Regions from separate parts of the Mus musculus genome. Here regions 2 and 3 are each linked to region 1. A link is a loop called in an ENCODE intact Hi-C map of the cell type or tissue named here. Cell type or tissue: heart. All regions are shown on one strand.

Region 1 (2,500 bases):
CTGCATCCCTAGTACTGGGATTAAAGGTGTGCACCACCACTGCCTGGCAAGACCTTGTCTCAAAACCAAACCAAATAACAACAAAAACCCTTTCACTGGCTTTTCCTGATCTTGGAAATTTCATGGTGTAAAGTTTTCTAAGTTCTATATGCCATCTTGAATTTCTTTCATCATTTTGGCAAGTGGTTGGTCACTTGTAATTCCAGTTTTAAAACACCTATTTACCCTTCAAAGGAAGGGGGAAAGCAAATTTGTCAAGTTTTCTAATCACCAGTAGAAAGACCACCTCAGTTCAATTCCCAGGACCCATCTGGTGGAAGTGAAGAAGTGACTTCAGCAAGTGTCCTCTGACTGCCACTCTAGTAGGGTGGCCTGCCTGGGGGAGGGAGGGAGGCAGAGACAGCTCAAAGAGAGGCAGGCAGGCGCGCGCGCGCGCACACACACACACACACACACACACACAGCCACCCTACCAATTTTTAATGTTTACAGCCACTGCAGACGTATAAGAGGAAACACCTTTACCTGCTGCTTCTGGGTATCAAACGTGTTCAGTAAAGTATTGCCTAGAAGTAAGCTAAGTACTTCCTGAATAAATTAAACTCGAATTAAAAAAAAACAAAACCAAGGTTAAAATCCCCCCTACCAAGTTCCGAGGCCTTTATTTATACCCACATCGGTATTTCCTCGGCCCGTCCTCAAATTTGGGCCGATCGTTGTTCATTTCTGGAAGTCCCCTGTTTCTCCACTGGGATCCATAGCTATTGATCAGCCCATCAAACAACATCAAGCCACCGGAACCTTTCTACCAAAGCGGGTACCTTCTCAGTTCCTGCTCCAGTTGCCTATCGTGTCAGTCCATCCTTCTCCCAAACGCGCTCTTATTTCTGCTCTCAGCCCACAGACATCTACTGTCCACCATCCATCACTCCTAATCCACTCAGGCCAACAACTCACCCGCTCCAACATGCCTTCCTTTTGTTGCCGCGGTCCAAGCCGCCGGCCTCTTCCCATGCTGGCGCCTTACCTTGTAAGTCGCCCAGATACACTTCCCGACCGGCCCTCCAGACACCCCTGTTCCTCTTAGCCGCCGTCCCCAGCTCGGGGTCCTCACTCCACCGCCCTCCGAGCTCCTGCGCTCCCTGGGGCCCGCCGCGCTGCCCGTGGGCCCGACCCAGCCCGGCCCGGGAAGCCCCCCAGGCGGCCCCCTCGGGGCACTGCATCGCCCGGGCCGAGCGAGCCGCCCTGCGCCTCTCCCCGCCGCGCACCGCCCCGGGAGCCCCCCACCCCAGACGGCCCGGATCCCGGCGCTGCCCCGCGTCCCCGCACCCGCCGAGGCCTCACCGTCAGTCACGGCTCCCATGGCGTGCGCGGCGGCGGCGGCGGCCGAGCTGAGGCGGCGGTTGGCGGCGAAGGTCAAACTCCCACAATGCAGCCGGGTAAACAGTCATGGAGGAGGAGGCGGCGGCGCCCGCCGCCCTCTCCGACTTTTGAGTCGCGCCGGCGCGCGCGCCGCGCCGCCGCGGACCCGCGCTCGCCGCTCTCCTGGGGCGCGGAGCGGCCGGCGGGTGAAGGGCGAGACGGGCGGCGGGAGGGCGGGCGGCGGCGGCTGGGCCCGGGGACACCGCCGTCCCGCCCTGCCCGCGCCCACAGGCCGCCCTGGAGGCCGCGGCCAGCCGCCAGGTGAGCTTCGGGCTGCGCGCGCTCGCGGGGCTCCGCGCCTGACGCTCCAGGTGACCTCTGTCCCGGGCTGCCCCGACCGTGCGCTCCGGTGGGACGGGGGCGCGGCCACTGCCGCCGTGGGTCTCGAACCCGTATTCTTGAGGCGGGCGCGGCAAGCCATCCTCCCTTCCTGAGCTCTGGCGGGTGCTGGCGAAGCGGGGGAAAGAAACTTGGTCACCTGTCTGGGGAGCGTCACTCAGGACCCAGGGCTCAGGTCCCTCCGGTTCTCACCTCTCATCCAGTTCTCCCTCGCTGCTGGAATCCAGATGGGGTGCCTTCATTTTCATACTAACTTTGCTTTTCAAAAACTGCTTCTTAAAGGGAAGTTGAAAGTAGGTGTTGGGGGTGGGGGTGCTGCTCATTGCAAACACATTACTTGGGGGTGCGGAGTACACATTTCTAGAACACACTGCAGGTTATAGTGTCATCTCTTCTGAAAAATGAAATAAACCACCCCCCTCCCGGGGGGGGGGGGGGAGTCGGGCAGTGAATGCGCTCGCCTTTAGTCCCAGCACTTGGAAGGCAGAGGCAGGCAGTCGAGGCCAGTCTGGTCTACAAAGTGAGTTCCAGGACAGCCAGGGCTACACAGAGAAACCCTGTCTCGAAAAACAAAAAACAAAACAAAACAAAACAAAAAAACAAAACAAAACAAAACAAAACAAAAAATCATTTTGATTCAACATTGAGGAATGTTCTCCTAGTGGAACCATGTTCCTGTTGAGAGTTGATTTGACCTCCAACAGGGTAGAGTTTGACTTTATAACCCAGGTTTTTGTTT
Region 2 (2,500 bases), 140 kb after region 1:
CTTAAGACAACAAAACAAACAAACAAACCAACAAACCAACCTTAGGATGCGTCTCCTCTTGAGCAGTTCCAGGCATTCTGGTTAACTCGCACCCCTTTCTATTTTCAAGAGAGTTAGGGGAGAAGATTAGTGCCGGCGTGGCTGGAGCTTGACGCCTGTTCCGAGTGCATACTTAGAAGACAGTATCGTGCTTCCCATGAGCGGGAGGTGGCTAACTGGGTTCAGAGTAGTCGTGACTTCTTGTGCTGTGTCTTGTCTGTTCCTGGCTTTCCATTGGCTCCTTCTGACTGTCAGTCACACAGTTCTGTGTTCCAGCCTCTTTTGCACCACTTCCAGCTCATCTCTCATCCTGTTATTTCATCCATCAGGATATCTTCTCTCCTTGCTTACGAACAGGAATTGCAGAAGCAGCACCCCAGAGCCCTGACTTAAAAAGTGAGGCTCTCTTTTATGTTATTTTCCCTTTTCCTCATCCTCAGAATTTAACTGCTTAGGGATTTTTCAGAAAATAAGAAGGCACTTCCTATTGTAATTTACTTTTTTTAGTATTTATGTGAATTGATAATGTCAGAATTACTGGGGGAGATAGCTACTTATTTTCAAACTGGCTGCTTGTGTTGGCCTTATTGCAAATATGAACTTTGCTCTTAGTGTGTTTTGTAGTTACTCATAGTTATGATTCATGTAGCAGAAGTACAAACACAGCAAGAAACAATATACTCATCCCTCAGAACTGCCTCTGAGTGTAGTATCCTCCCAGGAGAGGGGGCAGCATTGTACCCCACCTTCATGTAGACCGTTACACTTGTGTTCACCTTACTTCTCCTCACAGGTAACTGATGGGAATGCTGAAGGTTGAGGTGGTCGTTCTAGACAGCAGGGACTAACAGTGCTTAGGGAGGGTGGGCATGGGTATTGTCCCACGGGTATGTAGCAGCTCTTTCCTGTCTTGTCGCCAGTTTAAAGAGAAATTGCAGAGCTGCGCTCACATGTGAATTTTCTCTTTACCACCCCCACCCCCCCATTTTAAAAGTCAGCTACAGCTTACGTACCTGTTGGACAATTTGGGTCATGATCCCAAAGTGTTTTCCTTCTGCCTGTTATGATAGGGTTGGAGCTCGTCTCCAAGAAGACCAGGTGGTCTTTAAATTTAGGTTCTGAAAATCAATCTCAGCTCAAGATTACATTGTAGAAAGATTTCCTCTGTTGAGGATGTTTTTGTTTTTGTTTTTATTATTATACTTCACAAATCCTAGGAACCCTGTGGCTTCCAATCAGAGGACATATGTGAACCTTACAAGCTGTTTTTCAACTTTATCTGTCAGTGGGAGGAATCTTACAGCTGCATACAAATCTCAGAACTCATGACTTAAAAGTACTTTAAAGAATGCTATCCCTAAAACGGCATGATGGCACATGTATTAAATCCCAGCATTCTAGAGACAGAAGCAAGCAGGTCTCTCAGGGCTACACAGAGAGACCCTGTCAGAAAACAAAATAAACACTTTTTGTAGAGAAGTAGAAATCACAAGTTTGCTATCTCTTGTGGAGGATACTTGTGCTTGGATTGGCTAGTCTCTGAACAGAGAAGTGAAGTACAGAGCCCACAACATAGCAGTGTGTAGCCCCTCCCTGGCCTGCAAATCCGTTCTTGCTTGGCTTCTAGATTTTAAATTACCCCGTGGGAAGGCCAGAGTTCTCTCCCTATGCTGTAAGCAGTGCCTTGGGTTTAGACCTCCAGACCTGTGTGTTAGCACATCGAGTTTTCTGAATTAACAGCCTAGAATACCTTCAAGGACACAAGTTTAAAAAATGAAAACAAACAAAAAATTCCACCTTAGATTAGAAGGAAACCGGAGGGCTAGACCTCCACACAGCGGCCTCTTGTTGCCCGTTTGTTTTTGGTTTTGTTTTTGTTTTTTGAAAAACAAAGCTTCAGGCTGGTCCTGTAATGGCTTTCCCCGACCCCAGCAGGTCAGGGAGCTTAGGTACGGGATGATACCCTGGTGTAGAGTCGGGAGCACTGCATCCAGCCACTTACTTATGTATCTCCTCATCCCTCTGTTTTGAAAGCCAAAGGCACGACCCTGACAGCTGACAGTACCACTGGAAGGAATAATCCAGACATTTTTGAAGACAAGCTACGCCTCTGCTCAGCACTCTGGACTCCACGATGCCTTTGAGTCTCTTTTTCTAACTCCTGTGGGCCTTCAGGGTAACCTCTGGCTGTTTGACAAGGATTTCCCGAAGCTGTGTCTGTAGCAGTGAGTACAGGTAAAGAACACTGGATCACCTCAGCCACCGGATTGCTCTCAGTGTTAAAGTGGTCTGGACTGCTTGCTCCCAATCCGTGAGAAGTTTGTGTTTGTATTGTGTTTTGTTTTGTTTTTTCATTTGGAGCATATCATGGAGTCACTCTTGAAGTAGATTGGCTGGGGAGGATCATTTCTGTAGCCTTGCCTTCCTTTTTCTTTGCCATCTGTCAGTCAGGCTCCAGAAG
Region 3 (2,500 bases), 52 kb after region 1:
CTCACAGAAATTGTGTTTCTGCTTTATTTATTTAAGACAAGCTCTTACTGTGTTTCTCAGTCTCACCTGTATTACGATGCTGCACACTTGCTTCAGCCTCCCAAACACTGGGGACTCTGGGTGCATACCACACCCAGCTCAAGCTTTTAAACTTGCACCTATGTCAAACCCCTTCTCCAAGTCCTGGCTTTAATATATTATGGAAACATTTTCATATGCACTTTTGCGTTCATTTTAACATTTGAAAGGTTTTTTGTACTTCAACAGAGATGTTGGTCACATCTGTCTTACTAAATATTTGCCCCCCCCCCCAAAGCCAACAGATAATAGCAGCAAGTCGAGAAAGCTCACCTCTTCATACAGTCCCAGAAGGCACCTGTAAGCCTGAGGCTCTGAGCAGGCTAAAAAGATGCTGCTTTACTGAAATGAGATAACAGCTTAATAGGAACTAAAGGCACCCTGTGGTGGTCCACTCCTGTGCTTTACTTGTTTGATGGTCGGGGAGGGGGTGACTGTATGTGCTAGTGCTTATTAATTTGTGATCCAAATCTGACGAACGTCTGGTATATTCCTTAAGCCATGGGGGTCTCATCGGATTCTAGGAAAGACAGCCATAAATAGTGAGAGACTAACAACCCAACTTTAAAGTGATACACTGATTTTGTAGCTTCCTTCTTGCTGGAGAAGAAATTCAAGTTCGCAGGACACAGTGTGACCTTCAGTTGTGGGCACTCAAGTGCACGTTCCTGGCTGGCCAAGCAGCAGGGGCTCGATGCGGACGCCTGGGCTAACACCTGGGCGGCATTTTCACACCTGCCACTGGCAGCTTTGGTTTCTGGGCGTCCGCACAGTGGCTGCTTCCCATTCATGCTCCAGCTACTGTGCAGCCTCCCGCGAGCCCAGAGCGAATTGCTGGTGCCCGGGGCTCCGGAGGGAGGGCCTGGGCGACGCTTTCGTTACTGCGCCGGGGCCGACCGGCAGGCTCTTCCATAGGTGGCTGCGTTTCCGACTTCGCCCTGGCTCCACTCCGGGGGCTTGACGTGCAAACTTCGCCGGAGCGAGCAGAGAGGGAGGGACCGGCGAGGGGGAGGAGGCGACAGGAGGCGCCTCCGCTTAAGGGAGCCGGCCGGGCGCCGCCGCTCGGACGGACGCGCGGACGGAAGGAAGGAGCGGGGCTGCCGGCTGGGCCGGGATGCGAGCGCCCGCAGGGTGGGCAGCCGCGGGCCGGGGCGCAGGCAGGCCTGAGGTCGCGGCAGTTCGGCTCCGGGCGCTGGCCTCCCGAGCCGGGCCCGGCAGGGCGGCCAGCGCCGCAGTGGCAGCCGCAGCCGGCGCCCTACGAGGGCCGCGGGAGGCGAAAGCGAAAGCCGGTGGCGCCGCGGACTTTGCGCCCGGGCGGGGAGGCGGGCGGCGGCAGGGGCCGGGGGCTGACAGCACCGCGGGCCTGCGGGCCGCGCACGCCGCCGGAACTCCGCGGAGCCTCCTTAAAAGCGGCCCCCGCGCCACTCTTTTCCCCCTTTTTGTTACATTGTAGGAGCGGAAAGAATGTCGGAGCGGGCCGCGGATGACGTCAGGGGGGAGCCGCGCCGCGCGGCGGGCGGAGCAGCGGCCGCCCGGCAGCAGCAGCAGCAGCCACAGCCTCTGCAGCCCCAGCGGCAGCACCCGCCGCTGCGGCGCCCACGGGCGGAGGACGGCGGCACCGGGGACACCACCACCTCGGCCGCCGCCATGGCGACGGTTGGGGAGCGCAGGCCCTTGCCCAGTCCCGAAGCGATGCTGGGACAGTCGTGGAATCTGTGGGTGGAAGCTTCCAAACTTCCTGGGAAGGATGGTGAGTGTCCACGCCTCCTGGTTCCCCCCGCCCCCCCGCCCCCCTCCTCTGGCCCCGATCCCCTCCCCCGCGCCGTGTCCTGTGGCCGCCCCCACGGGGGTCAGAGATGCTATCTTCTGCTGGGTGCCCACACCTACCCGGAGCGTGCGTGAGCGTGCGTCACACTCCTAGCCACTGACCTGCCTCTCCCCTCCTCCTGTGTGTGTATATCTCCTAGGGACCGAATTGGATGAAAGTTTCAAGGAGTTTGGGAAAAACCGCGAAGTCATGGGGCTCTGCCGGGAAGGTGAGTCCAGCCCCCCTGGTGGAGTTTGTACCCAACCTTGGGGAAGTTTTCTTGTTGCTTCAGCCCACCTTCCCTGCTTGCCACATTGAGGTCTCTGCTGAAGAGGATGGAAGAGGGTGGGTAGAACATTTAGGAAGAAATCTCATTTCTAGGGGCTCTCTGTAATGGGCAGCAACCTGGATCCCTTCTGGAAAGGGCAATTCAAAGTGATGGGCATAGGAAGCAGGCAGGGAGTTTAACATATATCTCTTTAGTTATGGACAACACCTGGAAAGAAAGAGTTCTAAGCATTGGAAAGTAGTGCCTTTCTGGGGAAAGAAAGAGTTCTAAGCTTTGGAAAGTAGTGCCTTTCTGGGGATGCTGTAGAGCAGGAGCCTTGACCAAAC

What was found. A loop is a pair of places that touch in the nucleus more often than their neighbours do. Peaks named below come from ENCODE experiments on the same cell type or tissue, not always from the same donor. Only the 100,000 strongest peaks of a DNase experiment are listed, where the experiment ranks them.
Region 2: it touches region 1 in a loop (2.6-fold over the local background); 16 of 42 quality-filtered maps call a loop at or near these places.
Region 3: it touches region 1 in a loop (7-fold over the local background); 16 of 42 quality-filtered maps call a loop at or near these places.

The regions. Positions count from the first base shown.
Region 1 is chr14:13,959,841-13,962,340 of GRCm38, forward strand. Thoc7 (THO complex 7) reads right to left here and starts at 1,473. Exons shown (of 8, transcript NM_025435.3): 1 at 1,345-1,473. The coding sequence starts at 1,363. It also overlaps a transcript of Atxn7 not described here. In heart, a CTCF peak has its summit at 1,107; DNase peaks (open chromatin) are centred at 1,161 and 1,851; H3K4me3 peaks cover 2,284 bases; H3K27ac peaks cover 1,885 bases.
Region 2 is chr14:14,101,234-14,103,733 of GRCm38, forward strand. It overlaps Atxn7 (ataxin 7), which reads left to right. Exons shown (of 12, transcript NM_139227.4): 12 at 2,074-2,500. The coding sequence ends at 2,091. Among named protein-coding and RNA genes, the nearest start is that of Psmd6, 18 kb to the right of the region's middle. In heart, no CTCF peak of the experiment used is centred here; no DNase peak of the experiment used is centred here.
Region 3 is chr14:14,011,542-14,014,041 of GRCm38, forward strand. It overlaps Atxn7 (ataxin 7), which reads left to right and starts at 950. Exons shown (of 12, transcript NM_139227.4): 1 at 950-1,209; 2 at 1,532-1,828; 3 at 2,046-2,114. The coding sequence starts at 1,543. In heart, CTCF peaks have their summits at 1,010 and 1,669; DNase peaks (open chromatin) are centred at 1,070 and 1,510; H3K4me3 peaks cover 2,472 bases; H3K27ac peaks cover 1,798 bases.